Linked DNA regions of Homo sapiens: region 2 is linked to region 1. The links are chromatin loops, found by intact Hi-C in ENCODE. Cell type or tissue: B cell. All regions are shown on one strand. Links, peaks and the distances in the headings refer to the core of each region. The heading gives the core; the rest is flanking DNA.

Region 1 (16,177 bases), core at 4,159-12,158:
AGGTGTCCGCTCAGCATGCCACAGTCCCAACACTGTGCTGTGCTTGCTTTCTTGGGGTGTCTGGTGTGGTCTTTTCCTTCAAGGCACTTAGAGTCTGCTGGAGAGACAAGACCACATTCATACTTACACAGACTAAGAAATGGATAAATGACATTTCTCCATTACCTGGCTTTGTTGTAGGCCTGGGAAAGCCAATTTCAATGTCATTGTCCCAAGAAATGGATAAATGACATTTCTCCAAGAAATGGCCCATGGATAATTCAGAGCGTGGTGGTTCCGTATGAACCATAAGCACTAGAGAGATGGGGGTTTCAGAAAGCAGGGTTCAGTCTGGATGGGAGTAACCAGAGCAGTGGAGAGGCTAGGCTGCCTGTAGCCAGCTGAGTTGAGAGTAGCAGGGCTGGATTGGGACTGGGACGGGCTAGACATGGGTCAACTGCTGAGGCCAGAGGGTCTCCAGGGCACGGTGAAGCTAGGGCTTGAGGCATGCTTCTGTGGGGAGAGCCCTGGAATGCTAGATTGCAGGAGTCCAGCTCTCATGGCTAAGCCTCCTGAGCTCAGGCATGTGGAGCATGATCTTCTTCCAGGTAGCAGGTGGACAAATGGCCTTTCAACTTTTGCCAGGATTGGCTGGCATAGGATGGAGCTGATGAGAACAACTGTGGGCTATGAGGAGATGGGAGGGTGGGGCAGGAGCCAAGGTGGGGGCTACTCCCTGGACAGAAATTCAACTCCACCTCCATCTGTCATGGACCACCCCTGGCCACACAAAGGCCAAGGAAATGGGATTAACACGTGCTCAGCACCTATATGGTGCCAAGCCCATGCCTGACACTTCACCTTCAGAGGCCCATTTTCCTCATGCTGGCTCTATTATCTTCAGATCCCAGATAAGGAAACTGAGGCTTAGGGGGGGTCAAGGCCCAGAGTCTTGCAGAGAGGTGGTAGATTGAAGCCCTGCAGTCTTCCTCCTGTACCATGCTGCATCTCCATGACTTAAAGGTTGCATGCTAAGGCTTAGCATGGACTCCAGCTCTCCGCCATCTACCTCCTAGGTTGAAACTCAGCCCATCGCTGTTGAAAGCTTGCACCATGCCCTAGGCCGTGTTCCTCATTTCATCAGCCACAGTCCTGCTGGCTCATGCCTGGTTACACACGCAGCCCCCTGGAGGGCAGGGGCTGGGTCTCATTCCCGAGCCCAGTGCAGCCCTGGCACAATTCCTTCCCAGAAGCGATTCTGGTAATTGGAGTGAGTGGTGGGTGGAACTACCCCACCCAGGCAGGTGTGTTTCTGGAATCCATGGCTGAGGTGGTTGTTGACAAGTCCGGGAGGGAGAGAGGGCGAGGAACTGCCTGCTTCCCCCAAACAGGAATTTTTCCTAATGGGCTGAGTTCTCAGCTGATGAGAGAGATGTTGGACGGACCCTAACAAGAGAAGGCTCTACATGCAGCACCGAGTGAGTAATTAGATACTAACTAATTTGCATTTCACAAGAGAGTCAGGGATGTTGGGGGAAAAAAAGCTGCAAAGGCCTATTGGAGAAGGGAACGCTGGGGACAAGAAGCCCCGACAGAGCCAAGGAGGAGCGGCGGTGCAGGCGTGCTGCCGGGCATTCGGTGGCACAGCTGTGGAGATGGCGGGACGGGGGCAGAAGGTCTGAAGGTCCCTGCAATGCCCTCGATGGCTCCAAACAGCAGCCTGGGCTGCCTACCATTGCCTTGGGATGCTTTTTTATTTCCATTTGGAATGGCCAGGAGGGAGACAGGAAGAAACTGAGACAGAGATGCATAGATAACTCCCAGTTTCTAGAGTAGGGTTAACAAAGTTTATCTGTAAAGGGTCACCTGGTAAATATTTTAGGCCTTGTGGGCCGTACACTTTCTGTCACATATTCTTTGTAAAAGGTACAAAAATCATTCCCAACCAAAACAGACCACTGCTGGCCTTGATGTCTGGGTCTAGAGCTTCGTTCTCAAAATGGAACGTAAGGCCCAATATCCATTCTGCATGTCTAACAAGTTCCCAGGTGAGCATAGAACCCACTTTAATTACGGAGAGTGTGAGATCACTCTGCAGTGTGGGGCCTGCACTGGGAGGCCAGCCATTTAGGAACTGCTGATGGAAGATGCCTGCCTTGTTTGCAGAGCACAGTGGTAGCTGTAGGTCCACACACTCGGAGCTCCTTCCCGAGAAGGCCCTGCTGCCCATCTGCAGGGAGTGTAGCAGGCAGGCAGCCCCAGCTGTCAGCTCCTTCAGGGTGTCTACCTCAGCTGCAGACACCCACCTCCTTTGAAGTCATGCCCTCCCTGGGGTAGCCTGCATCTGGCGACTGAGCAGGATGCGAGTGGAAAGTCCTGGCTACTTCAGCTAGACACAGGATGACCCCCTGCTAGGTGACTGGGGCTTGGTCAAACCCGCATTGCAGTTTGCCTTCAATCTCCTTTGGCTTAATCCAACTTCTCTCCTTTTCTTTCACTGGTGCAGATCTTTAATAAACCCCTGGGACCCCAAACTCCCTCCCAGAGTTCACTCCCACAGAACCAGCCTGTGACATAGGCAATGGGAGCGCATCCTGGTTGAGGGCAATGGTGGCCACAGGTTGGGGCTTGGCACCAGCAAGATTCGCCTGGGGGCAACTACACACCACTGTGGAAACTAGAGGCATCTCAGGTCTAAGACCTCCCAGCAGTCCCAGCATGGCCAGGAGGAGGCGGGGCAGATGGAAGCAGGAGCGCAGTGGTTCAGGGTCTGTTAACCTGGTCTGGCCTCGGCCAAAGGGGCTAATGTGCTGTGTGGCTCTGTGCAAATCACTGCTGCTCTCTGGGTCTGTATTTCCTCAAAAGTAAAATGGGCCTCACGAGCCACTATACTGGCTGGTTTTCCTGTGGCTGCTGTAACAAATCACCCCAAACTTGGTGGCTTAAAACAACAGAGGTTTATTTCACAGTTCTGGAGGACAGAAGTCAAAAATCAGCATCACTGGGCTAAAATCAAGGAGCCGGCAGGGCTGTGCTTCCTCTGGAGGCTTTAGAGGAAAATTTATTCTCACTTCTTCCAGATTCTGGGAGCTGCTAGCATCCTTTGGCTTGTGGCCTCATCACTCCGATCTTCAATATCAGCATCTTCAGATCTTTCTCAATTCCCATCACTGTCTCTCTTCTGTGTGTCAAATTTCCCTCTGCCCGTCTCTTGTAAGGACACTTGTGATTGCATTTAGGACACACCCTGATCATCCAGGATAATCTCCCCATCTCAGATTCTCTAACTTAATCACATCTGCAAAGACTTTTTTTTTTTTTTCTCCAAATGAGGTCACATTTACAGCTCCAGGATTAGGACCTGCTGTCTTTGGGTGCCGCTATTCAGCCGACTCCTCTTGCCATCTGTCTTCCTCATAGGCTTTTCAGCTCTGCTTGAGTTCTCCTTCCTGAGCTGCAGTTCTAGATGCTGGCCCATACCATTTGCTTGCACAGCTCAGATATTCTCATTCTGCCAAAAATTATTTTTAATGTATATTGATTAAATATATGGCTGTTCTGCTCACACTGTTGGTCTTATTGGCAACTTCCACAACTAATATTTACTGAGCACATACTGTATGCTCCGTGTTTTACTCGAATTATCATTCTCCCGCCCAAGGAGGTAAGTACTGTTATAATCCGCATCATGCAGGTAGGGAGACCAGGGACAGAGAAGTGAAGTGGCCCATGTCCACCGACATGGTGCTGGGAGCGGGAACGCTCTGGTTGTCTGAGTAAAGGTCCTTCTCATCTCCCACACATACTCCCTCCCCAGCATGAATAGGGCTTCTATTTGGAACTATTTACAAAGTCCGGTTGTTTTTGAACTTTGGAACAAATTTCCTATCAGATTCTACACATTGCAGACATAACACAGGAAGGGCTGTTCTAGAAAGCTGAAGATCCAATTCTAAGAGCCAGGGGGATGCGGTTCGTTTTGGGCTGCATTTGTGACTTCTGCCATCAAGCCAAGCCCAGGCAGGGAGGAAGGGGCATCCCAGGCTCTCATCTGCCCGTTTGACAGCACATCTCCATGGCTCTTAATTACTCTTCCAACTTTGAACTGTTTGGGACTTTGAAGATCAGCCCTTGTTCCTGTTAAATGTTTAGGTTGAGCTTCTGGGTTCAGCGATTTATTCATCAGCAAATGAGCCAGCACACGTTGCTAGTCATAGACACTTGTATTTACGCTTTGTCCTGACTTCAATTTCAGACCCTAGAAGTACTTATATGTAAAAAATTGTGTCAGTCCACGTAAGAAAACTACTGTGGGAGTGTTTACAAATGATTATCTTGTGCATAAGCTTCTAAGATTATCTTCTAAAACCATAAAGTGCTCGCATCAGCAGCACACAGACTAAAAAACTGGAACAATACAGAGAAGATTAGCATGGCCCCTGTGCAAGGATGACAAAACTCATGAAGTGTTCCATATAGATTTTTAAAATCCCATAAGTAGAAAAGTGGATGGGCCCCTTTAAGAGTATCGCCGTCGAGAGGGAACTGAATTTTAAAAACAAGCATGCAAGCAAACCTCAAGGTTAAAACGTATGAAGCTGGTCTATGCACATCTTATTGCTCTGGATGGGAAGAGCAGCAGAGCAAATGGGCTTCAGGGGGTTGGGGGCATGGAGCATTTGCCAAGCTGGTGCCAAGAATGGATGCAGGCACATGGGAAGGAAGGGTTGTGCTGGCCATGGGGGGCTTTGTAGACAACACCGAGGGCTTGAACTTAATTTTCAAGGCCACAGGGCACCTCTGCAAGATTTTAAGCTGAACAGTGACGTGTTCATGTGCTTTAGAAATATTTTTCTGGCTGTGATAATGGCCACAGCAAGAGGTGAAGAGGGCCTGGATTCCTGTTGATAAACAGTAAGGACTGGGTTTGAGCGAGAGGCCAGTCCAGCTAGGAGTTGGCTATAGAGGGGGAGCAGGGGGAGAAGGGGAGAAAGACGTCCCTGTGCAACTTGAGTGAGTGTGGGCACGGTGGAGTCTTTCCCAGAGATGGGACACCAGGATGCAGAGAACCAGCCGGACCGTGCACGTGGGAAGAAAGCGCAAAGGCAGTTTCACCAAGAGGGGAGCTACAGGTTGGGAAGAGGCTATGGCTGAGATGGATAGAAAGTGCATGCTGTCCCCTCTGTCATGAGGCAGGATGCCGAAAACTGCAGCTGGGCAGAGGCACAGATTGAGGAGGTGGCCGCAGCAGGCACCAATGGGAGAACTCTGGGTCAGAAGCCAAAAGTCTAGGCCTATTCCGTCCTGACTCACCACACACCTTCGGCAAGGCACATTCTTTCTCTGCCTCAGTTTCCTCATCTGCAAAACCCCGGAGTTGAATCACATTGAGGGTTCCTCAAAGGAGATGGGCTGGTGAGGGACATCCTTGAGCCCCTGGAAACGATGTGCAAAATTGTGTGCCTATGCCCCCTTTTGCAGAGGGGCTGGCAGGGCCACCTGAGGAGGGAAGTGACATCAGATGTCATAGGCCACACCTGCAGTTGGAGACATGCTGGTAAAAATTGCTCTCTACGTATGCCCAGGATGAGTCTCATCTCACCCAACCAGTTCCTGGAAGGCAGAGATCTAGGTCATAGGATGTGTCTCGACACCCCATGGGGGTCTTGCAATACCTGTGGAGCCAAATGTGCTGGCATGGAGGAGCCTCAGCACATCTGGGTCTTCTAGGAGAGACCCCGTCCCCTGGTCAGTCCAGGCACGTGCTCCCTACTGGAGCCCCTGGGGCCTGTCTCTCCCTTCTCCACCCTGCAAACTCCTGCTCCTTCTCCGTGCAGCCTTTTCTGTTCCCCTGGAGCAGCCCTGATTTCTCGCTGCATTGGGATTTCCCAGGCGAGGTGTCTATACCTCATGCGCAGCCTACTTTTCGCCTATCTGGGATGGAGGTTGTTTGCATGTTCCCTCCTCTTTCCTTCCTTCCTCTGCCACATAGGCCTGTTTTTGGCAGGGACCATGTCTTAGGCACCTCAGTGTCCCTAAGTGTCTCTCTCAGTGACTGACACATACTTGGTACTCCATAAAAGTTTCTGTAGTTGTCTTAACTTATGGAATGACTGCCAGCAAAGTATTTCTTGTTTCCAACCCAGGCTCCTCACTTGCCCTGCTTCCCTGAGAGCTGCTGGGAGGACCAGCAGCAGTGGCCAGCACTTGCAGTGCCTGGCAGCATTTGCAAGGTCCCTCATGGGTCCTTTCCCACAGGGTCCCAGGATGATGAGCGTGAAATGAGACCAATAAAAGATTGCACAAATCTTGTTGGACTCACACATAGGATGGAAAGCAATATCCATGTCTGAAACATGTTGGAGCAGGCCTTCCACCAAGCCCTTTAGAAAAAGGGTTGTATGTGTTGTGTAGAGCAAACCTGGCTGACAGGCATTAGCATGCCCATTTTACAGATGGTGAAACGGGATCTGAGAATTTACGAGCCTTGCTCAAGCTTCCACAGCTATGCCAATGCCGCCAGCCCGCCATCCCTGGGGTTGGAGCCAGGGCATGTGGGGTGATGTTTTTCTTGGTCGTGAGCAGATGGGCTAGTGCCCTACCTGCACAGTCTCACCGTAGCTCACCCTCCCATACATCCTGTTAAAGGTCCAGCCAAGATCCACTTCCCTCCCTCGTTTTCTTGCCTGGGTTTTGCCTAGTTCCTTCTCTTCATGCACCACAGGACGCACTCTGAGCAGGCGGGGAGGCCCGTGAGCCTGGCAAACAAGCTATTTGCTCTGGGAGGTGGGCTGCTTCTGAGGACAGCACAGGGTTTCTGGGACAGTGCTGAGGAAGTCACCCACAGCCTGGCTCCCTGGCTGAGTGGACGGTTGAGGTGGCCAGAGGAACTTAGAAGTGGCCCTCCAGTCTCAGGGGGAAAGGCTGGAGGGCTGGAAAGAAAGCAAACTCTGTGATTGAGCTGTGGGAAGCCTGGCCTGAGCCCCAGGGCCTTGCTGATGGCAGGCTGACTGCTGGGGCACCCCCAGACAGGCCAACGGAGCCAAGCCGACAGCCGGGAGAGAGGCCTGCTCTCCCACACACGTGGGAATGAGGGCTGCTGAGTCACTGCCCAGCTGGACGCAGCTCCCACTGAAGGCTGGAAGGAAGGCAGGAGAGTATTCCCAGCCAGGCTGGTGGCCTCAGGACACCCTGAAGTTAGCTGAGCCCTCTAAATGGGCCATGGTAGCCCGGGCTGCCCCTCGCCCTGCTGAACTGATGCATATTTGCCTCTTGCCGGCTTCTGGGGAGCTCCAACCAGGCAAACAGCCCTTCAGACAGGACATTGGATTAGAGGTCAGATCCCTGAACTTTGGAAAAAAACAATCCCAGGGCAAGTCACTTCATCTCCCATGTCCTCACCTTTCCTCTCAGTTACATGGTGAGGCCAACAGGGAATACGGGAAAGGTCTTCACAGGTTGCCCTGCATATAATAGGATTCAGGCAGGCTAATGGCTCTGCTCCAAGCCTTCCCCTGAGGAAGGGACAGCAGCCCGGCCCCCTCCTCCCCTGGCCTGCCACTGTTCCCCCCTTAGCCAGTGTCATCCCTGCCGTGTGCCCTTCAGAGCAACCAGGCCCCTCCCAGGGAGAGTTCCTGGGGAGGAGCTGGGGTCACCTCCCGACCCGGGCCTGGCCTGGAATCCACCTTTCACCTCGGGCAGTGGGCAGAGGAGGGCACTGGCCCTGCAGGCGGAGGCTTCTCTCCCCTCCAGCACCAGCAGCACCCGCTGGGAGGCCCAGGTGTTGTGCAACTTGAGAAGCAGCTAAGCCAGTGGACCACTCTGCCAGGACAAGAATCAACAGGAAACCTCCCCGCGCATCTCGTTCACATTCCAGGGGCACCGAGTCCAGCCCAGAGACACCGTAACAAGACACCACTCTGGCTGGCGTTGCCTGTGACACAAACCAATCTTTTATCTGCCATCTAAGCCTCCCAATTTGCATGCCAGTGACGTACCTTCCACCGCAGGGTGCTTTCCAAACCTTCTAGTGAGGCTGTGCCTCCTGAGCTCTGAGCAAACAGGGAGTAAGCGATCCTTTAGACACAGGAAGGCTTTGCTAATGATCGTCAGGCATGAGCCCTTCAAGGAAGGGACCCGTCTGTAGGCCCCAGCAGAGGACCTGACACCAGTGGGTGCCTAGGGAGCACTTAGTGGCAGTTCACTGAGCAAGCCACATCTCTGGGGATTAAAGAAAAGAAGGTGAAGCAGAATCTGGTTAAATGGGCCCATGTGTGCTTGGAGGAATCCCCCCCACCTCTCTCTCTCTATCACATATGCACGGGCCCTCCCCCTCCACACACGCATCACTGAGTTATTTCTCATGATTGGAGCATGATGCTGTGGCAATACGGAATTCAAGCCTTTTATCTCTCAGGCCCAGGATGGGAAAAGGACTCACTCAAAGTCACCCAGCAGATTAGTGACAGCACTTTTGATGTTTATTATTTTGTATTTTCCCATGTCCTGCCATTTCATCGCACAATTGTCCTCCTTCTCCATCCCACTCCCAGCCAAGTCCCTGCATCTGCTGCACTCGCCACTAGTTCCCAGTACTGTGTTTGAAATGCTTAGGGAAAGGGGATTGCTGGCAGAGGGAAGAGCACGTGCAAGCTCCCTGAGGCAGCAGGGAGCAAATGAGGTGAGCACCCCACTCCCGCCAGTGAGCAGGACTCAGAGAAGTGGGGGTCAGTGGGGGTAGGTGGGAGTCGGAATAAGATCCGACTTCATAAAGTTTGTTTCTGGATGTGGAGCTAGCAGCCCATGGGGCCAACTTGCTGCCTTCAGGCAGGTGAGTCTCCCTGCTTGTGACTAAGGAAGCTTCTGTAGTCCTGAGGCACGGAGGATCTGGGCATGAGCCTGCTGGGATGTGGGAAAGGGGCGTGTGAGAGAACCCACATCTCCTGCTTCCTAGGTCAGAGCACCAAGGAAGGCTTCCTGGAAGGGGCAGACTTTGTGTGGGGCCCAGAGGAGAGCTGTGTGAGCACCCTGGACAAGCTCTACGGATCTGGGTCAGGAGTGATGCAGGAGGTCACACCACAGGCGTCTTCCTGGACTGAGCACAGCTGCCCCCAGGTGTGCCTCAGGCACTGGGCCCAGCCTGACGTGTCTCAACAGGGTGGGGTTGGCCAGAGGCTGGCATGGGTGTGTGTTAGGGGAAACCAGCGGAGGAAAGGTGAGCCAGGGCTCCCTGACGTGACCTGAGAGATAACCCTGAGGTCAACCTGTAAGGGCCCCGGGGAGGAAAGGTGAAGGGAGCCTGGCGCCCTTGCTGGTTGTGAAATGATGACATCTGCTGTGGGTCTGGAACAAACACATAGTTTGCCACAGACCCTGATCCTTGGGGACCCTGCGGTCAGTGCAATTGGAGTTCAATACACACACGCACACACACACACACACATGCACGCATTGCGTACCTACTGTGGCCAGGCATTGTTAGAAGTGGTGGAGCCTCTAGGAACTCAAGAGTACAGAGAAGACCCATGCACTGCTCAGAGAACACAGGCAATAGAGTTTTGCTCGAGGAGTATTATTTTTAAAGTGCTACTGAAGCTCTCAGGAGGGAGAAAGGAATTCTGGTTGGAAAAGGCCAGGAGCAGCTCTGGTTAGATGCAAATGAGACATGAGTTGGGGCTGAACCATCAGGGTGGGGAGGAGGTGGGGTGGGGCAGGCATTTCTGGCAGTGGGAACAGGTTAGGCTCAGAGCATGGCGGAACAGGGAGGGGTCTTGTGTGCATGGAGCTGGAAACTGCGGTGAGGAGTGTGGGAGGTGAGGCTGTGCAGCTGAGAGGGAGGGTACCAGAGCTTTCTATTTTCCCGACATCCTCTGTTTTAGGCCAAGCCATCACACTTTTGGGATCCATAGCCTCAAGACTTCCACATCTGGGGAGGATATTCAGGGGTGGGCTGGATCCAGACTGTCATTCTCAAACCCAGGCGTGCATCCAAAACCCCAAGGGGTCCATTGAAACAGAGTCTCCCCCATATTCCCCCAGGGATTATGATTCAGTTGGTTGGGTGTAGGGCCTGTGAGTTTGCATTTCAAACTAGTTCCCAGGTGATGCCGATGCAGCTGATTGGTCTGTGGACCACACTTTTAGTAGCACCGGTCTAGTTTGCTCCCATGGGATCCCCTGGGCAGTTCCTGTTGGGAGGTCTCACCCCACTTAGCCCAGTTGTTTCTGGGACTGTCTTTGGGGCTCAGAGGCCTTGTGTGGGAGAAATGAAAGGGTACCCTGATTGTCCCCTTCTCCATGGCCCAGACCAGGCTGTGATACCCGGTAAAGCCCCAGGTCACTTCGTGGATCAGGAGCAGTGACAACCATGTGAGAATGAAGTTTTCTGGCACTCTGGGAATGGGGCAGAGGAGAGGAGCTCTGGTCCCCAGTCTCCCATCCAGAACACTGGCAGGGAGTGCTTCAAAACCGGGAGGAAGGAGCCAGGAGGCCCAGTCAATTCATATAGAGATGAGAGTGGGAAGAGGTGTGTATGTACATGCACACGTGCAGCCCAATACCCCTTGCAAAAAAGAACTCAGGGTTAGTTACAACCCTGGGCAAGTCTCTTCCTTTTTCTCAGGGTCATTTTCCTCCTCTGGAAAAAATAAGGGAGTTGGATTAGATGGTTCCTTCTGAGAAAGAGAGACCTGAGAGACTGTCCTGGTAACAACGTCATCATCTGATTAGCACTCAATTTAAAACAGCTAACAGACTCTCAAATTTTGCAAGCCTTGGCAATTACCGGGCAGAGCTGAAGCAGAAGCTTCGTCTGTGGGGACCAGCCCATCTATGAGGGTGTCATCAGCCACTCAGGGGACCTTCAGCATGAATAACATTGCCCCGAGGAAGTTTGTAATGCAAAACAACAGCAGCTCTTTCCCCAGCAGCTCCCCGATGGTCCTCAGAGGTGGTTTTCTGGAGTCCCTACCGGGCTAAGGGAGAGCTGTCTCAGGGGTTCTGCTGAAGCTGGCAGAGGCCGGCCCCTCTCCCCTCCCCACTTTCCCCCAGGGCTCTGCCCGCTGACACTAGTGCAATTACGGCAGCCTTCTGAGAGGCTGACAAAGAAAACGAAGGCTCTGAAACCAAGAGAAGGACCCCCAGAGAGCCCCCGGGCTGTGGAGGCGTCAGGAAGGGCAGACACAGGCGTGGCAGTCGGCCCTGGATTGAATCCAAGTTCTACTTTCATGAGCTGTGTGACCCTGGACAGCATACTTGACCTCTCTGAGTCTCAATTTTGTTATCTACAAAGACATCCTCTTGGTTGGTTTTGAGAATTGGCTAAAATGACAGAAATGCAATTATTTTGGAGAAACGAAAAAATTAAATCTACTGAAGCCTTCAACGGTGCCATGTTGTAGATGAAAGCTGTGGTTAAGGGCGTGGCATGTGGCATCTCAGACCTGAGTTTGGGTCGCAGCTACTTGCTGTGTGACCCTTGGAACCTCACTTAACCTCTCTGAGCCTTCATGTCTTCCTCTGTATAATGGAAATATTTATGGCATTTTCCACAAAAGGCTAACAGAATGAAAATTAAAAGAGGAGAGCATGTACAAACTGCCTGGCTCACAATAGTCCTCAAAAAGTTGTTCTTCTCATATTCCCCAGGCAGCCTCGCCTAGGAGAGAGGGTGGCACTGCCGTTATCCACAGCCAAGCGCCCGCCTCAGCTGTGTGCCACCACACCGCCCTGGGCAGGCCTGGCCAGGCTGAGGGGCACAGACAAGCCCACAGCAGGCTGCCCGCCCAGTGGTTAGCTCAGGAAAGCCTCAAATTATACAATTTATGAAACCCAATCCAGTTTTCCGACTGGAACGTGTGATTAGAGAGATTACACATTCACTGTTGCAATTATGGTAATGTTGATGTGTGGACAGATAACTGGCAGCAGGGCTGTTCTGAACTGTCTATTTATAGGCTGAAGATGCTTGCTATCTCAAGGCAGACATATGGGCCATAAAGGCAGGCGACAAAAAACAGGAGGGGGAGAGCAAGCCTCCCCCGGAATGAAAAGACACCAAAGGAAGCCATAATTAGGGCTGGGATCGGCTTATGTAAATCAGGTAATACTTTCAAAACAGAGATGAGATCTGGTTTTAATAAAGCGCATTGGAACAAATGGTGGAATAATGACTTAATAAATCTAAATACAAATATTTTGTTCCGTCTCCAAAATGAACAGCCCTGGCATCTGCCGAGCCTGGGCCTGGGCGAGGGGGCGGCACCGTAGTGTTACTGTATTCTTTCACTCCCTCAGCAGGCTCGAAGATTTTAATTTTTAGCCTTCTGCTAAATTACATGGGCTGTCAGTCAACTGTGGGAGATATTTTGAGTAGGGAGATTTATACAAACACACAGAGCACACTCGGAAGACTCCGCACAATATCTTTTACACCGGCCGGGATGTAAATCATAGGTTGTTGGGAACCCGATTACAGCTCTTCTGGAAATAGACTGCAGAGAAACCATTAGTAGCAGGAGGAATCTGGTGGCCCTCTTTGGTGCCCACTCACCCCAGTAGTAACCAGAGAAGCTCTTTGCTTGTTCTTTTTAGTACCTTTTCCCATGACTTCCCATCCCAACTCCATCCTCCTTCCCATCCCAACTCCAAACACACACACACACACCTGCGGGTTGGGTTTGGCCCAGGTGCTATGAGTTTGCAAACTCTATGCAAAGCCATGGCACACGGCCCAAACCCGACCCACAGGTGTGTGTGTGTGTGTGTGTGTGTGTGCGTTTTGCTCGGCTAAACAATGTTGGCCTGCACACAGGGCAATTTAAAAAAATTAATGAAGACATTTTGAAATCAAGACATTCCCCATAAAATGTATATTTCCAGCTTCTCCTGATAGATCTGAAAATCTAGCCAGCAACGTGCAGTTTGCTGTCCTGCGTGGTGACAGTGAGTGGAACTGAAGATGTCAGGTGAATGTGGCTTCCACTGCTCCTCACTGCCCCACAATCCCCATGCTCCACCTGCTTTACTTATGTTGTCTGCCTGGTCTCCAAGGCCATGACATTTTTGACCACTGGTATAAATTCATCCCTTTTTACACATGATGGTCTGTGGCTCAGGAAATGTATTTGAAAATCACAAATAATGTATGCATAAATCACTAATGCATATATTATTATGCACTCAAATCTGGGTTTATTAAATAAGAAAAATGAAGACAATATAATATATAATATTAACGTAAAATTAATGTCACAGATATATACGTGTGTGTGTGTATATATATGTGTGTGTGGGTGTGAATGGAGAGAGAGACAGGGAGAGAGAGAAGGGAGGTTTCAATGATTCTTGCTTGGGAAAGACTGCTCTTTATTCCATTCTAGTCTGTTTCATCTTTTTCAATAGATGCTGGTTGTTACACTGATGTTCTTAACTTGACAGAGTTAAAAGCTGGTAACTTTATGCCAGTCCCCTATATTTTACTGATCTGTGAAATCCCAAAGAATGGGTATTCCTTGCCCCAGTTATGAGATATTTGTGGATTCTCAGAATAGGAGGGCAGCTCTGAGGGCATCCGCTCATCATCCATCCATCCTTACATACATCTACCTGTGTGTCCCTCCATCCACCCGTTCACTGATACTTGTTCATCCATGTGTCCATACATTTGTTCAACTGTCCATATATACATACATACATCTGCTTGTCTATCTATCCATTCATACATCCGTTCATCTGTACATCCATCCTTCCACCTACCCATCTATACATTCACCCAACTGTCCAATGCCCAGAGCTCCCCTTCCTGCTAGTCTGCCCTCTCCAAGTAGATATCCAGTAAGTCTTCCTGTTCTGGGCAGCTCTGGCTGTTAGAGAGTTCTTCCTGTGGAAACCTGTGTCCTCACTGAAACACGTGTCCCTGTGACTTCCAGCTGTCAGTCTGCTTGAGGGCTTTGCAAATACTCAAACCTCATACCTCTGTCAACTCCTTAACAGAACTCTCTATCCTCCTTCCTCAAGCTTCATCGCTCATCAAAGGCCACAAGTCTTTTCTTCTCCTGGACAGATTCCTTGGAGCCCTTCCATGAATCCTTCTGTAACAGGAATTTGGAACTTCTTGGCCAGGCTCCCTGTTCTTCCTCATGATGGCATTTCACTGTGGGCCCTGAGCATCCCAGAGTTTAGTGGGCTCTCTGCTCTCTCACCATGGATGCTGTTTCTATGGCCTCATTTGGGGTCTGGATGTCCTCATCTCACTGGTGACATGTGGGTTGTCAGGTCCCCCAAGCCTGCTAGTTATTTTCACACATACCACTAATTTCCCATGTGGACATCAACAGTGACCATGGACCCAGCTGAAAAAGTGCATTTTTGGGGTTTTATTTTCCTGCCAGAAGGGATTAAAAGTATTTCCTCCTGTTAAACATTATTTTCAACCACTTGCCATCAATGTTAACATCCTCAACAAGACCTGGCTTTATGCAGCATGAACTGGTTGGCTTCCCTACAAAGAGGAATTTCTGGGTCTGAGAAGGCCTCTCCATGCCCCAACCCCCAATACTTCTCTTGTCTGCAGGTGAAGCTTGGCGTTTCCCCATTAGCACATCATTGATTTTGTAAGGCTTTGGGCCTGGTTAGGATACTCATGTGCCCTTGAATGGGAGGTGGGTTTACATCATGCTCTATTCTTGGTCATTTATGCCACGTGTGGGGACATGAAGGTTTTTAAGGTCAAAGTTTGATAGAAGGTGAAAGAGAGCCGCTAGGAAGGCCTGGTCTTGAGCTGGGGTGGGAAAATAGACAAAATGGAAAGCACAAAGTTCAACTTCACTCTTTTGCCTTAAATGAGGTTGAGATGGTTCTCTCAATACTCAGTGAATCTTATGCTTTTCAGTGCCCATTGTACAATGCCACCGCTTCTCAGAGGCTCTGCCTTCCTCACAGCATGCTAAGGTCCTTGGCTTCTCTTGTGTTCCTCTCTGAGCCCCACTCCAGGCCTGGTGCTCCTTTCTCACACATTCCTCGACTAGGACCAGATGATCCATGGAGACTCAGCCCTGGTCTTCCTATGGGCTGCACTCCGAGATGGGGGGACTCATCCACTCCGAATCACCAGCAGCTACCTCGGGGCCCCCTGCGACACTGATGAGCCAACCAGCGTGTTTGTTTATGTGCCCACAGTAGTGGGAGGGCCTTTTGTGAAGGGGAGAGGCAGCTTGGCATTACTAGAAGGACATGTTCAGACACCCAAGGATGTGTGTGCCAGGACCAGAAACACTTCCCTTCCTGGGAGACAGGAAGGGCTGGTGGAGGAGTTGGAACTGCTGGAGGACATTCCAGGCACAGCATGGGATATGACTTGTGAGCGGGATGGAGCTCAGTGACAGGAAGGAGGTTGCCACAGTCGATTTTATGTATCAACTTGACCAGACCAAGAGATGCCCAGATAGCTGGTAAAACATGATTGCTGGGTGTGTCTATGAGGGTGTCTGGAAGAGATTAGCACTGGAATCCATAGACTGAGTAAACATGATTGCCCTCACCAATGCAAGTGGGCATCATGAGGGCCTCTGAGAACCTGTTTACAACAAGAAGCAGAGGAGGGGCGAATTTGCTCTCTGGGACATTCCTTTCCTCCTGCCCTCATACAACGGTGCTCCGGGTCCTCAGGCCCTCAGACTCAGTCTAGGACCAACAGCATCAGCCCCACAATTCTCAGGCTTAGGACTCAAACTGGGACTTACCCCACTGGTTCCCTTCTTAGGCCTTTGGACTGAGATTGAATTACTTCACTGGCTTTTCTTGGCCTCCAGCTTGCTGACAGCAGACTGAGGGACTCAGCCTCCCTAGTCACATGAGCTGATCCCTCATCATAAATCTCATTTTGTATATCTCTATACATCCTACTGGTTCTGTTTCTCTGGAGAACCTGCTAGCACAGAGAGAGATAGACAGATGGGGGAAGTGATGGTGGGAAGGGTGGCGGTGTGGAATGGGTCTGAGTGAACTAGCAGGTTCACAACAACTATTAATGATGACTCTTGTATCTCAAGCACTTCCTATGTGTCAGACACTGGGCTGACTGCTTAATATAAATAATCTAATTTCACCCTCCCTGCAGATGCTTAGGAGTGACAGGATGAAACTGATTTCCTCATTTACTTGGGAATATTCACATAGTAAGCTGCTCTACCTTCTTCCA
Region 2 (16,177 bases), core at 4,933-12,932, 320 kb before region 1:
AGGTCTCCACCTCCGCAGGCCTCTGTGTCCCCATCTTTTTGATGGTAATCACACGCCCACCATGAGTGTCATAAGAACCAAAAGGGAGAGCTAGGTGCCTGGTGCTTAGTATCCGTCACTGTTTGTACTCTCTGCCACAAGAAGGGTAAGGATGGTGGCTAGTTCATTGTTAGGGATGGGGTGACTCCCAAATCTCTTGGTTTTTAAAAGGTTATCAAGTGATTCTGACGTGCAGCTACATTTGGAGACCACAAGTCTAAACCAGACAGTGTAAGAGAGAAAACAGGGTTCCAGAAAGTGGGGGTGGGGAAGAAAGGTCAACATCACAAACAAGAGTTGTATCAAAGGTGAGACACACAGAGCCCAGGGTTGGAATCTTCCATGTCACCCAACGAACAACATGTCTGATATTCACATCCCATTAAGTCTTTGATGAGCCTGACTGCTCTTTTTATTTTTAAAATTTTATTCATATAATGTATGAATTATAAAATAATTACCACAGATAAGTCAGAATTCCCCTTGACACTCATCGTTCACTCCCTCCCCACTGTTGTCAGGTTTTGTTTGTAGTATTTCAGGACCTTTTCTGTATATTCAATTGTTTTAAATTTTATTTAGAGGGTAAATGAGGGTATATGGAGGACTTTAAAAAGATCATGTTATACTTGTGGTATTAGTCTCAATTTAATATTAAACTTGACTTCCCTGTCTATATCAGATAATGGGTAAAATTGTTAGCTGGGGCAGGGTCTTATTCAGTCACAGCCACAGCTACAGCCCAGTGGACACTCTATTTAGGAAATGTTGCTGAGCATCTACTGAAATCCAGACATTAGGCATTATTTATAGTCCCCTGAGTTACGCTAAACTCAGTTTCCTGGGTTCCTGCCCATATTTCTCCATCTGTATTTCTTCATCTCCATCAGGATGTACTGAAAGTCCATGCCAATTGCTTTACTGAAATTAGATCTCTTATATTTATTGTGTTTCTCTGACTACCAGTCTGGTAACCTTGTCACAGGGAGCTTATTTTTACATAGGCTTATTTTGATTCACCTATTCTTTGTAAAGCCATCTTAGCCCCTGATGATCACTATTTCATTTTCTAATTGCTGATAACTTGTGGCTTTAATCACTTATGCTACAATACTGCCCTAGATCAATATCAAATTCATAAGCACACCCTATTTCCACTGAAATTCAGCTTTTCTCATCTCTTCAGTCCTTCCTATTTCTCCATCAGCTATGTGGTGATCTTTGCAAGCTCTCTCAGGATTCAGGAGCATAGTTCATTGGCCTCAGAAGACTGAACTGAGTTCAGGGCCATCTGGGCTCCCTGATCACCCCCTTCATCACAGCTGTCAGCTGTACCACCAGCTCCTCTCCTAGCCCTCTTCTCAGTCCAAAGCTCACTTTACTGGCCTGAAAGTAAACCAGCAGTGGAAAGCATGTTTCCCCTTTAGCCTCTGACATCAATGGGAGGCAGAGTGAAAAGGTCAGGGGCCTCAGGAATCAGATAGGTGCTTGTTCAAGGCCCAGCTCCACCAATGGCCAGCTCCCAGGACTGGGCAAGTTGTTGGACCTTGGTCATCCTTGCTGTATTATTTCTGTAAAAGGCCAGAGTGCAGTGGCACCATCTCAACTCACTGCAACCTCCGCCTCCTGGGTTCAAGCAGTTCTCCTGCCTCAGCCTCCTGAGTAGCTGGGACTACAGGCATGTACCACCATGCCCAGCTAATTTTTATATTTTTAGTAGAGACAGGGTTTCACCAATTGACCAGGATGGTTTCAGTCTCTTGACCTTGTGATCCACCCACCTCAGTCTCCCAAAGTGCTGGGATTACAGGCATGAGCCACCATGCCTGGCCGGGAAAACTTCTTTTCTAAGTTGAGTTATTCATCAAAGCAATCAGCCATTATCTCCTCAGTGCCTGCACTACCTTGAATCTCTGCTGAAGCTGATATGACTGATAGAGGGCAGAGATGGGGCTCTTCTAGCTTCTCTATTTAACACCAGAGGGAGAATTAGGTAAGTCAGGGCACTTCAGAGTGAAGGGTGATTCTCCTCCCAAGTCCCTTTGTGGCAGATGCTCTCCTGGTCTCTGGATGGAGGATGCTATGACAGTCCTGTGTGCCTTGTTAAACCCGATCCTCTTTCTATCCTCCATAAAAAAGGTCCTGGCCACAGCTGACCCCAAATACTGCTCTCATTCACGGACTTGGTGAGATCTTTGCTCTCACTACTCAGTCAAACTCCTTTACAGATGAGGAAACCGACGCTTAGAGAGGGGACATAACTTGATCAAGGTCCTCCGAAAATTTGGTTGTGGAACTAGGGCTAGGACACAGAAATTCTGGGGTATGACCTCTTCCTCTAGGCTCAAACCCTCTGACCCAGTCTCCTTGTAGTTGACAGGAAGCTTTCTTTAGGCCCAAAGGTTTGGTGCAGAACAATTTCCATCAGTTACCTCTGCTCCTCCTTCTTCATGCCCTAACAGTATACCAGGACCCTAACCTATACATCAAGAATCCCATTTCTGCTGTGTGACATTGGGCAAGTCACTGCCCTTCCCTGGGCCTCTGCACAATGTGGAGGTTGCAATTCCTGTTCTCTAAATTCACTTTCCACTCTGATTGTCTCAGACTCAGCACCTGTAAGACCGACATCCACATCACTCCACCCTTGGTGCTGAACAATCCCCGGGCTCATTCCAGCCTATAGTGACAGATCAGAGTTCCCTTCTACTCATGCATCCAGGCTTCATGGCCCAGTCACTGAGCTTGAGGGATGCAGGGCAGACATGGGGCCCTTTAATGCAGTAATGTGTACGCTATGAGCTTATATTGCAGTCGACCCACCACACCCTCTCCATTACAGTTTAGTTGGATAGACTACAATCTCTGTGGAGACCCCTGAATGCACACCCACTCCTGAATCACCCCCAAATCTATCAGGTCTCCTGTTGGGAACCCCGAAGAAGGCCACTCTAGAGCCGGGGCTCCCTTGGCATGACTCGTATCGTGTCATTAGCTGTCAGGAGTAGACTCTAGAGGCCGCTCCAACCCCCATGCACACACACACCGCCTTGGGCATCATCCACACACACCCACTCCCACCCCACAGGAATCAGTGTTTGGAAAAGAACGAACACAGCTCCTGCTTGGGCCCAAGTGACTCCCTGCCCATGCAGCCACATCCAGCCAGCACCTCCCACGCTCCCCTGGGGCCACGCCTGCAGAAGGATGATAAGGGAATCGGATTCTCCAGCGACACCAGAGGCACAGTCCAAAGATCCAGAATATTTAGCTGTGTTTACTCGCAATAATCAGCTTCTCAAAGACATGTCGCCGGGCAGCTCTTGCTACATTGATTATGCCGCCTCATATTTTTGGCCCCCAGGGGCAAACAGTTCTGATTAATATTTCACAACACCATTTTTTTTCCATATTCCTTTCTTCGCGTTGTTGCTTTTCTCTCTTTTTATTTTTTTCCTCCTCCTGAGCCCCTGAGAGCCTGGTAGAGAAACATGGAATATTTCACCGTCTCTTGTGTCTGCCTGCTCCAGTAATCAGCGGACTCAATCACGCTTGCAGTGTTTTTATGAATTAATAACAGGCACTTTGGAGGGCTAGCGGGGGAGGCAGGAAACGCAATCTATGGAAGCTTAATGAGCGCCGTGGGGAGCAGCTACCTCCGCCTCCAACCCTGCGACGCTGTGCTCTAAATCATCGCTTCTGAGATCACCCACTTCCAGACCAGCCTGGACAGCTTGTGTGGGACTCCTCAGTGACCCTCTGTCCCTGCCAGGTCCTCCCGGGAAGCGGAATCTGGAAGAGGCAGCCTCAACGCTTCGCCATTTTAATTCGAAAAAGGAAAGGGAGACAGGGGCTCTGGTTTGTCCCTGTCATTGGGTGTGCTTTGTATCTGTTGCTTTTTGATAAATTGGGTGAGGAGCAGGTAAGAGTAGGGCATAGGGATCCACGGGTGATCTAGGCAGGGCCACGCATGGGGTCTTGCTGTTGTAGGTCTAGAAATGTGTTCTTTTTGGTACTCCATGGTGTCTAGATTCTAATAGACTCATTTATGCTAACTAAAACCCCAAGGATTTGAACTGTATGTTCTGAAATACCACTTAAGAAAAGAATTTTCTGGTCTGTCATGGTCTGACATACAGCCCCACTGTGTGTGACCAACACTCAGTTCATATTACGTGAAACTCACCAGTTGAATCTTGTTTGATGAGACAAGACCAGTCCACTGACAGTGTGCATGGATGTTAGGGCAATGCCAAGTGACCACATGAGTCTCTAAGGGTTTTCTCTCAATGTCCTTGTATTCTGGTAACAAACAGGTCGCAGGCCCCTATCCACATACCACACTTTGAACAGTACTGGTCTAAACCTGAATGTCACATTCATAATTTGCAAAGGGAAATATAGCCAACAAATAAACCAGGACCTCGTGGCTGGGGTTGGAGCAGTCTTTACCAACAGGATGGGGACTAGTCAGATTCTAATCAGAAAGTTGTATTGGAAGCAAGGCATGTGTTGGTTCTTCTTTTATTTCTTTCTATTTTGACAAATGTCATATCTACACAAAAATAGAGAGAATTATATAATAAACTTCGTGTATCCATCACTGAGCTTTGGTCATTAAGTTGCATATTTATGACAACCCTGTCCTTGAGCTCAGATGACCACATTTTCCTTGAAAGGCAGGCTCCACCCACCAAATGCCATGTGTCCGAAATTCAATGAGATCAGTGAGTTGGTCTGGCTTCCCTCTTTAGAGATGCCGTGCAGCTCACCCCTCCCAGGAATTACCCCCTCCCCAGTCCTTCTCCCCGAGGGAGGACCCAAGAGTCCAGGTGGGAGAGGCTCTTCAGTCACACATTCACGGATAATCACTTGGATTCTTGTGCTAGATGACTGGTCTTATTCATCACATTCTGATTCTTCCTAATTTCATACTCATGCTAACCTGAAGGACCTGAGAAAGCCAGAAAGCAAGAGTTTGGGAAGCACTGTGTATTTTGACTTGGGTTTTGAAGGCACCCTGCCATGAGGCCCTCCAAATGCAAGTATGTATTACAAGCAGTGGGAAAATGTCCAATCTCTTCCTCCACTCCCTATACTGGGCGCTATGCTGTCAGTGGAGCCCCAAGCAGAAGAGAGCAGTGTCTGCCCTCAGGGGGCTCCTAGTCCAGTGTGTAAATGCTGGTGATTTCTGAGAGTGAGCTCTGATCACTTGGTGAGGTTGTGAGTCACCTATCCTCTGCGAACCAGCTACTGGAGAAACAGCATGGGGAGGAGGATGATAAGGATGATGATAATGGAGGGGGCAGGGGGAAAAGTGGGGGAGAAGGAGAGGGACAAATAGAAAGAAAGAGAGAGAGAGAGAGAGAGAAACAGCATGCCCACACACCATTCAGACACATAAAGGCAGGGGGGAGAGCTAGGGCCTCTGAGAAAACCTGAGCTGAAGTAGAACACAAGGTGAGGGGAGAGGGAACCTGGGGTTCCAGGTGTGAGCCAGAGGGGAGCGGGGGATTCAGGCCCTCTTGGGCCCTGCGGGCATGGGCCCCAGCAAGGTCTCAAGGCCCCATCTTGTGTGTGCATGTTACAGTTCTTCAGAGCACTAACCAAGATCCCACAAAAATACAGATCCAAATTTAAAAACAGCAGCCCTATGTATTAGTCATTTTCTCATGGGGGAGAGCTGCTTTTTGCCAGAAATCCTCCCAAACCATCACACGCCGCAGGGCTTAGGCCTTCCACCAAAGCCTGGTTTTCTGGGGACATTTGGGCTTGCTGTTATGTATCACTGCTCTTCCAAATGTGGTCCTCGTAGTGTTGGCATCACTTGGGATCTCCCTAGAAATGAGGATTCTCAGGCCCCGCTCAGGCCCTCTGAATGGGATTCTGCATTTTAACTCCCTCCGCTTGTCATTCGTGGGCACACACAGGGGTGAGAAGCGTTGGTCTATCCCACACTTGGGGAGCACCTGCCTGGGACACTGGCTTCTCTTTATCACACCCCTCCTTCCTCAGCCCCATCCGCAATGGTTTGCTGGTTTGCTGCCAGCCAGGAAAAGTCCATGTCTCAGGCCAGACTCTCAGAGGCCCAGAGATAATGGCTGAATATTGATGCCTCCCAAATGCATTTTAGCGAAAATGTCTTAAACATGTAAAAGCCTTTAACATCCCAGGGAATAAATTTCTAATAATGACATTTCAGGCCCTTTAACATGCCTTGGCAAAACAATATTTCTAGATAGGAGAAGATGCCTTCCTAACATTGCTTACATTCTGTCATGTAATAATAACTGGAATTTGTACAGCATCTTCCTTTCAAAACATGCATTTGTTACTTCTCATTTAATCCACCTGTCACCTGGGAGGTACGCCAGGCAGCTTTCAGGATCCCTATTTTACAGGTAGGAAACTGGAGCTCAGAGAGGTTAAGGGACCTGCTTGTGGCCACCTAACTGAAGAGAAGCAGAGGCAGGTATGGACCCCCAAATCACCTGCCCCCAATCCCTGTGCTCCTTCTGGGCAGACTCACAACTTCCAGGACAATCCTGCCGGAAGGTACTGTGTACTAAGGGAGGTCTTGTGGTGTTTGCAGTAGAATCCCATCTTAAAAACCCCAGGGCCAGGTGTCCAGTTTAGCCCAACAAACATTGTCCTCCCTCACTGGGCCCTAAACTGGGTGAATGAGACCCAGGCCCTGCCTTTGAGAGCTTGAATATTAGAGCTTCATTTTTTTTATTATTATACTTTAAGCTCTGGGGTACGTGTGCAGAATGTGCAGGTTTGTTACATAGGCCTACATGTGTCATGGTGGTTTGCTGCACCCATCAACCCATCATCTACATTAGGTATTTCTCTTAATGCTATCCCTCCCCTATCCCCTCACCCGCTGGTAGGCCCTGGTGTGTGATATTCCCTTCCCTGTGTCCATGTGCTCTCATTGTTCAACTCCTGGTTATGAGTGAGAACATAAGGTTTTGGTTTTCTGTTCTTGTGTTAGTTTGCTGAGAATGATGTTTTCCAGCTTCATCTATGTCCCTGCAAAGGACATGAACTCATCCTTTTTTATGGCTGCATAGTATTCCATGGTGTATATGTGCCATATTTTCTTTATCCAGTCTATCATTGATGGGCATTTGGGTTGGTTCCAAGTCTTTGCTATTGTGAACAGTGCCACAATAAACATACATGTGCATGTATTTTTATAGTAGAATGATTCATAATCCTTTGGGTATATACCCAGTAATGGGATTGCTGGGTCTAATGGCATTTCTAGTTCTAGATCCTTGAGGAATCACCACACTGTCTTCCACAATGGTTGAACTAATTTACACTCCCATCAACAGTTGATGGAGCAGAGATGTGTTCTTACATCACAGCCTCCCCAAATAATATATGAATGCTTTTTTCCTCTAAGAAAGCAGCTATTTCTCTCCTTTTCAAGATGAAGTAAAAATAGCTCAGCTCCCAGATCCCACCCCCACACCCCCAGCCAACAGCTGTCCCCCAAGATGCCTCTGGCTGGGCTTTGCTTGAATCTGACATAGGCCCCTTGGGCAACGCATTAGCACCTTTTACGTCTCACCTTGGCCTAAGAGTTTTTGGTACAAAGCCAAACTTCAACAAAACTTGAAACCATTTTTTCTTTCTTTCTTTCTTTTTTTTTTTTTTTCCAGCAACACATTTAAATAAGCTTTTCTCAAATTGGATTTAAGGCAGTTTCACTTCCCTCTGCTCTTCTTCAAATCAAAACTTACCTTTCCTGTGTCCCATTTCTTCAGAGTCTTTCAGATGATTTAAAGCTCATCTGTTAAACCACTTTGCATTTAGAAGGATTTCACTAATATTAGAATAATATTTTACTCCTCCCTGAGAAAAATATGCCTTTCTAAACTCATCATTGCCTTAATCCAGCATTCCACAAAGTGTGTGTCTGCAAAGCACTAGGTCTGAAAAGGGCTTTGTGAAAATATTTTTCCGGTCAATGTGGTTGGAAGATCCTGCATACTAAGTCCCCACCTTGGGTCATTAGCATAGTAAGGGCTCTGAGAAGTCCTGCGGGGTATAAAATGCTTTACGTTTGTTTAAATCAGCATTGCCCAAACTTTTTGGGGACAGACCCTCTTAACGCTTTTGCACATCTTGAATCCAGGTGCCACCTAACACACCTTTGGGAAATTTTGTCAACATCCAATGGCTGACTCCCTTTGAGGATTTCAGGTCTGCAAATGGGTGAGGCAGGACTTCCTCTGTCCCTCCAGTCAAATCACCCTGCACCCTGCGTGCTATTCCCCTGGGCCTCTCCTCATAGTCTGTTGCAAAAGCAGCAGAAGGTGTCCAGGCTGTTTTCTGCCTTTGCCTGGCTGTATGACCATACTGCAGTGACTCAGCCTCTCAGAGACTCACCTGTGAAGTGGGAGGGTCCTGCTCCTTCTATCTCACGGGCAACAGGGAGGCTCCGGAAACAGCCTATGTTTCTAGAGCACCTCAGTATTCGTCATCCTAGATTCTACAGGGACCTAAGACCATTGGTTTCTTAAGCAGTGGACAGTAGGGAGCAAGTCCAGCCTTGCTTCAGAGTGGCTACTCCAGCTCACCAAACTCAGGATGACATTTATGTCCTCTCACATTCCTACCAGAGGCCAATCTTGGAGCTATAGCACTACTCGGAATCCCACATTTTGGCAATGATGCCCAAGATCGTGCCTGGTACTTATTGTGGAAGGGGGATGGGGCCAGGTCGTGGGAGAGGGAGGTGGTGCACCCCTCTCTGCCATCACTTCACCAGCGTGCAGTCATCACAGCCTGTCCTTGGCTTCATCCTTCCCCCGAGCCACACCTGTTAGCAATCTGCACTGGCGTGTGCAGTGCCTGTGCACGACAGCCTGGCTGTAGAAATCCCGGGGGAGTTATTTTTGTCGCTTACATACATACCTTGTGTGCAGTCAGACGGGGGTGGTGTTTATGTCTCAGCTCCCTTTTGCAAAAAGAAAAAAAATTACAGTGGAGCTAGAAATGTGTACATTTTGAACAGCCGCCCTCATGCACTGTGTATATAACTCTGCTGCATGAAATTTAAACATAAACTCGAGTTTTCTGAGATTGGATGGAGGAAAATTTGGCCATTGGCATCACGATTATTTTTCTGCACCAACTGCCAAAATCAGGCATTAAAATACAACACTTCCACCCCCAGAAAAAAAAAAAAAGAAAAAAAAACCACATTCACATCTATACAACCTAATTTTCTCTGGGGACAAGGTAGCTGTTGTTGATATGACATGTTTTTGTAGCACAAATGTTGGCTCTTCAGCCCATTTTGCTCTTTTATATACACTCAAATGTGAAACATCTGAGAGAACACACACCATCAGTTCAGAGCATTCTCCCCTAGCCTTGCTGTGAGCTGAGAATCTGTACCAGACTCCAAGACAAACTCTCCAGGAGCTGAGACTGTAAGGTTTGATTAACTGGCACAGAGGGAAAAGGGTGTCAGGCTGCTTTCAGGGTCTAAGGGTGGGTGATCTTGGCATTATTATAGAAGATGGTGGTACAAGTGGGGTGGAGAAAGGGGAGGTAAAGGGGATGTGTCCCTACTATGGCCACTGGAGAAATAAACAAAGCTAAGGCAAAGTCCATTGGGATTCAGAATGATCTTATGTGTGTGCTAAAAAGGGAGATGATGATGGAGACACATGCAGGCTTTGGACACAGATGGACCCGAGTTTGAATTCTGACCTAGGAAAGCTTCTTCCTGAAGAGGCTGCCCACTCCCTGAGCAGTGCAGGCTACTTCCTCCCGGGTGCCTGTTGGAGGTGCTGCACCAGCAGCCCAGACTTGAGTGTGAGTGGTCCCCTATGGTGGTCTTCATGGTTTGTTCCTTGTATGGTCAGCAGCCATTTTGGATTCTTCCTGCCTTCCTAAAAGGCAGCAAAGGCCCTTCCCTCACCAGCAGCCCCGATTTCCACCTCTGATACTCACATCACAATCAGGTCTTCAATGGGAGGGTAAAAAAGTTGAAGACTGTGATTCTCTTAGCTCGCCAACTTTTATAATACATATTTCTAAAGTTTGGAAACTCTCTTAATTCTTTATTTTTTTACTGCTATAACAAAATATCTGAGACTGAGTAATGTATAAGAAACAGAAATTTATTTTCTTACAGTTCCAAAGGCTGAAAGTCCAGGATCAAGCCCTGGCATGTTCAGTTGTCTGATGAGGGCCGCTCTCTGCTTCCAAGATGATGCCTTGTTGCTGTGTCCTCCAAAGGGGACAAATGCTGTGTCCTCACCTCTTCTTGTATGACAGAAGGGAAGAACTCCCTCAGTCAAACCCTTCTATAAGAGCACTAATCCTATTCACAAGGGCCCCACCCTCATGACTTATTCACCTCCATCGCCAGTGTTTTTGTATATTTCCTTTGAGGACTTGGAGAATTTTTTTGTTTTGTTTTGTTTCAGAAATATCCTTCTGCAAGGACAGCAGGGGCTATGCTAGGAGTGATGCAAATGCACCAAAGGGAGAAGCAGAGGAAAAGCCTGGACAAGGATCCAACAGACTTGGAACAGAGAGGAAGGGAGAGCTGAGTCCAGGCTACCTCCTTCCAGTCATCCAATTGCTGGAGGAAGAGAGGTCAAGAGGGAAAGACAGAAAGCTTCTTAGAGTGTCAAAGCAAGAGTCAAGGTTGCAGGTTGTGGAAAAAACGGGTTGGTGGGGTCTTGGGAGGGATTGGGAGGGTGGGGGAGGTAGATGTGAAACAGGGCTCTCAGGAGGTGACGTTCCCTGCCCTGGGTAGGCCTGAACCAGGCAGATGGCTTGGAGTGCGGGACCCTGCTAACCAACAGTCTGAAAACAAATGGCACAGGAAGCCCGCTGCCGGTGAGCCCAGTACCTACTCACCCTGTCCTCTCTCATCTCATCACACGGCACCTCCCTCTCTATCTGCAGCTCATGCTCACTGAGCAACCTAGTCACCCAGGCAGGCCACCTGATGTTTTCCATGCTACCTCTGTGATTGTCCAGAGTGGCATTAACCCACTGAGGAATCTGTCAGGCCTTCAGCACAAGGTTCTTGACTATTGTGTGACCCTGGAAAGAAGACTCACCAAGGCTTGGCAAGGTTTGGTTTGAGGAATATCAAGGATCCCTTCCTGCCAAAGGCCATCATGCCTGTACTGCCACCATTCAAGCACTTTAAGAGGCAGTATGATGCTCTGAGCACTGGGAGGGGAGTCAGGACCCCTGGGTCCTGGTCCAGGATCTGTTCTTCTGAATTAGGACTTGGAGAAGTCATTTCACACTCTGAGTTCACATTTTTCATTTGGTTAATTTAAAAAAAGAAAAGATTGGTTGGAGGCAAAACAGACAAAGCAAAGACTTGCTCCAGGAGTGAAAGGCCTAGAGTCAGTTGTACACACTACGAATGGGCCAAGTCCCTTAGGGTAAGCACTGCTCACGCCCCCTCCTCTTAGGATTTTTTGAGCCATTAGAAGTTGCCATTCTAAGACCTGAGTGTGGATGAGTGTATTAGCCCCTATCTGGGGAGCCAAGGAGCTTAGGGAAGGGAGTTGGGTGCTCAGAACCAGGCTGAACCCAAGATCAAAAAAAGGAGATGGGAAAAATAGGGGTAGGGGTGCCTCAGCCTCACTGGAGGAGCTGACCCAGCCCCGGGGCTTTGCACTGGACAGAGTTTGCTTCCATGTCCCATTTGACCCTAACAACAATTCTGTAAGTTATTGTTATTGTTATCCCCATTTTATCCATGAAGCCCTTCCAAGGCTCAGAGAGGTAAAGTGGCTTACCCAAGTTCACACAGCTGGAGGAGCCAAGTCTCAAAGCCAGTTACACTTGACTCCAAAGTCCAGGCTCCTTCCAGATCTCTGCACTGTGCAAGCCCAGGGGTGAAATGGGGCTCTTGGGGTGGGCACAGGCCCCCACTCTCCCCATCCTCTCTTGTGTCAGCAGCATGGTGAGCCCAACACTCTCACTAGGAGACAAAATTCATCTGAACTTGCCTCCCATGGAAGGGCTTTGTGGAAATCTCTGGATAGAGGAGACATTTTCCCTTAGTGGGGGCAAGAGAGGGAACTGGTGGCTGCTTTCAGAGGGCTGAGAAAGCCACATTGTGGGCTGATGAGAGGCAGTGCTGGTGACCCTAGGAGATGGCAAGGCAGGTCCAGAGGGAAAGGCTGAAGTTCGGTGTTGGAATGCCAGTGCCTGCCTCTTACCACCCAACCCTTCTCACCTCCTCCACCCAGGCCCCCTCCTCCACTGGCTCCCACACATTCTTCAACACCTCTTTAAAAATTAAGGGTGCAGTTGGGGTGGGGGCAGCTTCTGAAACAGATAAGAGGTAATTGCCTGCCTTTGACTCCTCTTGATGTGAAAATGGGATTGGAATGACTCACTCTAGTTGAAAGGTTAGTTGAAGGTTATTACAGGAAAATTGTTATTCATACATTTTTTCTGTGCGGCCGGATAGCCTAAAAGATTAAATTCACAGAGTGCATAATGACCCATCAGTGCGGACAATGGTAGGGGCGTCCCCGGGGAGGGGAGATAACCGAACAGAGACTTCTCTGAATAATTCATGCTCCAGTGCAGTGGCACTAACAGATTACATGAGGGTTTTCATTAGAAAGGAGAGGAGAGAAAGGCGCTTTGAAAACAGCCGGTGTGTTTCTCAGCATCGCAGGCAGCTCTGGCCCAGTTCGCTGTGGCTTCAATTAACGCCTGTCCCTACATCTTGGCGGCCCTGGGAGGGGGAGCAAGTGGGATAAGAGAGCTTCGTTGTTCATCCCGCAAGACGGGCGGGTGACAGACGTCCCACTCCTAAGTGAGTCTGGGCTACCCGGCCTCATTCTAAGCCTTGAAGCTCTCAAAGGGTGGGCAGGCCTGGAGAAGAAGCTGAGCAGCCTGTGGGGCTCTGGATTTATTTAAAAAATAAAGACGTGGTTATAGAAAATTTGGGTTTATTGAGAGTGTGAGAGAGGTGTCTTCTTCCTGTCCCATTGATCACGTCCCAATTGGTGCCTTTTCTGATCTTCCCAGAGGATGCAAGGGTCGCCCACCCACCAATCATTTGTGATCAACACTTGTCAGAGGGGGAAGGGTCTCTCGGTTGCAGATGGGCAGAAAGGGAGCTGTGGATGCAAACAGGGCTCAGAAGGTTCAAGACACCAGCTTGGGCCTCTAGAGGATTAGGATTTAAACCTCAGTCCTGTGAGCTTGGGCAACTGGTGTCTCTGTTCCCCCATCTGTGAAATGGGATGAAATAACTGCACTTACTCCAAAGAGCTGTTGGGAGATTACAGTGCTTGGAAAAGGCTAAGTGCAGTGCCTGGCACCTGGCAAATAGGAACTCAGTGCATGTGGAGCACTTCTTCCCGACAGATCTTCTGGATTGACTGGTTACATTGGTCTCTTTGCCTGAATATGACAATCACATATTTGTTCCTTCACTCACTCATCCATCCATCCACTCAGTCATCCCTCCTTTCCTGAGAGGCCCACTCTATGCCTACCCTCAGCTGGGCACTGGTTCCAGAGAACTCACTCTCATGTGGACCCATCCTCCCAGAGCTCCCAGCATGAGGGAGATACAGACATGTGTGCCAGCTTCAGGGTCTCCCTCCTTGACCTAGAAAATCCAGCATGGCAGAAGAGAGACCGTAAAAGGTAAAGAGAATCCTGCAAAGATTGCCTTGGGAGCTCACGTGGCTTGAAACAAAATGAGATATAGAATCTTGGGCAAAACATTGAGAGCTCAGTGCGAGCATGAGTTGGCACAATATTCCAGTGGGCAGTGATCCAGGTCATCTTTTCTCAGATAAGGTCATGGAAACCCATGGAACAAGGGGGACTTGCTCAAGGTCCCACAATTAATAAACCACCAAGACTCAATCCCAGGTCTCCTGCCCCCTCCCCACCTTCGAGTTTTTCCCTTCTGCTATATTCTCCAACTCCAACTTTGTCTAAAGATGCTACATTTTGGTAATGTTTTACTTAAGACTTTGAAAAAGATTGTCCTTTCCATTTAAATAGTAGTTCATCGCTCACTTTCAGTTTATTGAAGCTTATCTTAAGTGGGCACAGTGTCTCAGTTCCTATCGGTGGATCATATGTCATCACACCCAGTTGGTACTCAAGATAAACAGCTGTTGTTTTCTTAAGCCCTAATTAAATCCTAAATCAAGCAATTAATTTATCCCCTAATGCTTATGATTCGAGTATATGGATTCAGATCATCCTTTTCTTCTCCTTCCCTCCCTTCCTTCCACATCTATGTAATGAGCAGCTACCTTGTGCTGGCCACTGTGCTGCCACATTTAGGGACCCAGGAATGACCACAGTTCTCACCTGGAACAGCCATATTCATCGGGTAGAGAAGAAGGTCAGGTCAGAAGCATTTCCCCTTTACAATGAGTGCACATGTTGGGAATGCACAGACCTGCACAAAATCCCAGCACTCCCCTTGCCAGCCAAGTGTCCTCAGCCACGCTGCAGCTTCTCTGAGCCTCAGCCCCCTCTCCTTCAGGGAGTGGGCTATGCTATCTCCCTCTCAAGGCTGCCATGGGGCATGAAGTGGGAAAATATCTAGAGGCTCTCAGCTTTCTAAGAAACTAGTGGTGATGTCATCTGATGTGATGTTTCAAGGGGTCAGTGTGGGAGAAGCCACTCTGCATTGGAGAAGCTGCAAGGGTTTCATGAGGACTGGGTATTGAAGCTGTATCTAGAACTACAGTGGGATTCAGACAATGTGGGGCTCAAGGTGGGAGGGTGCCCCAGGCAGAGGGACCAGCAGGAGAAAAGGAAGGAGGAAGGATGGGTGCAGAGCATGTGAGAGAACAGTAGGGTGTCAATTTTACTGGAGCGTGGGATTCTGGAGAGTGAAGACTGCAAAGAGGCTGGGTCCTAGAGCAGGTCACCAAGTTTGAGTCAGAACAAACAAACAAACAAACAAAAAAGAATGTTGGATATGGATGGTAAAACCCATTCTGATGAGGTGTCAGGTGGAACTGAGGAACAAGATGTTAGAAACTAAAGACCATTCTTGTTACACACTTGCCAAGAACTCGGCTGAATTGTGTCCATGCCCAAGGACTTTATAGAAGGTAATATTTAAGAGTGATGAGCTAGGATATCTGGTGAAAGAAATTTCTAAGAAAAATATTGAAGAAGCTATGTGCCTACTTTCACCTGCATATAGTAAGATACAAGAAGAAATAAATAGCAAGATGATATTTGTAATTTAAAAGAAGTGGAATGGAAATAGTTTGAAATTTTTAGCCTGGCCATGTAAAAAATAAAAAAGCATTTTAGAGAGAGCAAATCAAGGGTATGGCCAAGTGACCTTTGCTAAGGAGATTAATATGAATAGAAGGGATCCTCAAGACAATGGGAGAATGACCCTCAAAGCATTTGAGAGATCTTCAAGGCTGGCCTTCTCATCACAGGCCCAGAGCTCTAGGAGGGCAGAATGGTTTCAGGGAACTGCCCAGGGCACCCTCCAAGGTTTTGCTGCCACCTCGGGACTCTGACGTTCTGGTGCAGCACCCCTTCAGCTATCCCAGTCACAGATTAAGTGAACCCAGATGTGGCCCAACTCACTCCTCTGCAAGGTAGAAGCCATAAACCTTTGTGGCATCCACATGGTGCTGACTCTGCAGGCTTGCATAATGCAAAAGCTGTGGGGGCATGGCTACCTCCACCTAGATTTCAAAGGATATCTCAGACAGCCTGGGGGTCTAGGCAGAGACGTGTCACAGGGGTAACACTGCAGAGGAGATTCTTTCACCACAGAGAGTCCCCTACTAGGGCAATACCTAGTATAGCTGGGGGAGTGGAGCTACTCCTGAGACCTCAGAACTGGAAAGCTACCAGTGTGCAAAGCCAGCCTGGGAAAGCTGCAGGCACAAAACGCTAACCTGAGAGCTGAAGCATGGGCTAAGCCTAGTAAAACCACGAGAGCAAGGCTACCTAAAAAAACCTTGGGGCCCCAACCCCCTATCAGTGTGCCCAGGATCCAGGACATGAAATAAAAGATTATTCTCTAGCTTTAAGACTTACTGTTTTTCCTATTGGGTTTTGGATGTAGTGGGGACTAGCTACCCCTTTCTTCTGGACTACTTATCCTTTTAGA

What was found. A loop is a pair of places that touch in the nucleus more often than their neighbours do. Peaks named below come from ENCODE experiments on the same cell type or tissue, not always from the same donor. Only the 100,000 strongest peaks of a DNase experiment are listed, where the experiment ranks them.
Region 2: it touches region 1 in a loop (16-fold over the local background); 1 of 110 quality-filtered maps calls a loop at or near these places.

Annotation. Positions count from the first base shown.
Region 1 is chr15:70,188,882-70,205,058 of GRCh38, forward strand. It overlaps the pseudogene RNU6-745P. Among named protein-coding and RNA genes, the nearest start is that of TLE3, 99 kb to the left of the region's middle. RefSeq lists enhancers at 1,741-2,243, 7,263-8,046, 7,843-8,122, 8,193-8,252. In B cell, for the core only: no CTCF peak of the experiment used is centred there; DNase peaks (open chromatin) are centred at 6,670, 8,070 and 10,800; H3K27me3 peaks cover 1,240 bases.
Region 2 is chr15:69,873,061-69,889,237 of GRCh38, forward strand. No RefSeq gene overlaps it. Among named protein-coding and RNA genes, the nearest start is that of LINC00593, 46 kb to the left of the region's middle. RefSeq lists an enhancer at 8,287-8,576. In B cell, for the core only: no CTCF peak of the experiment used is centred there; DNase peaks (open chromatin) are centred at 7,701, 8,271 and 8,941; H3K4me3 peaks cover 667 bases; H3K27me3 peaks cover 1,101 bases.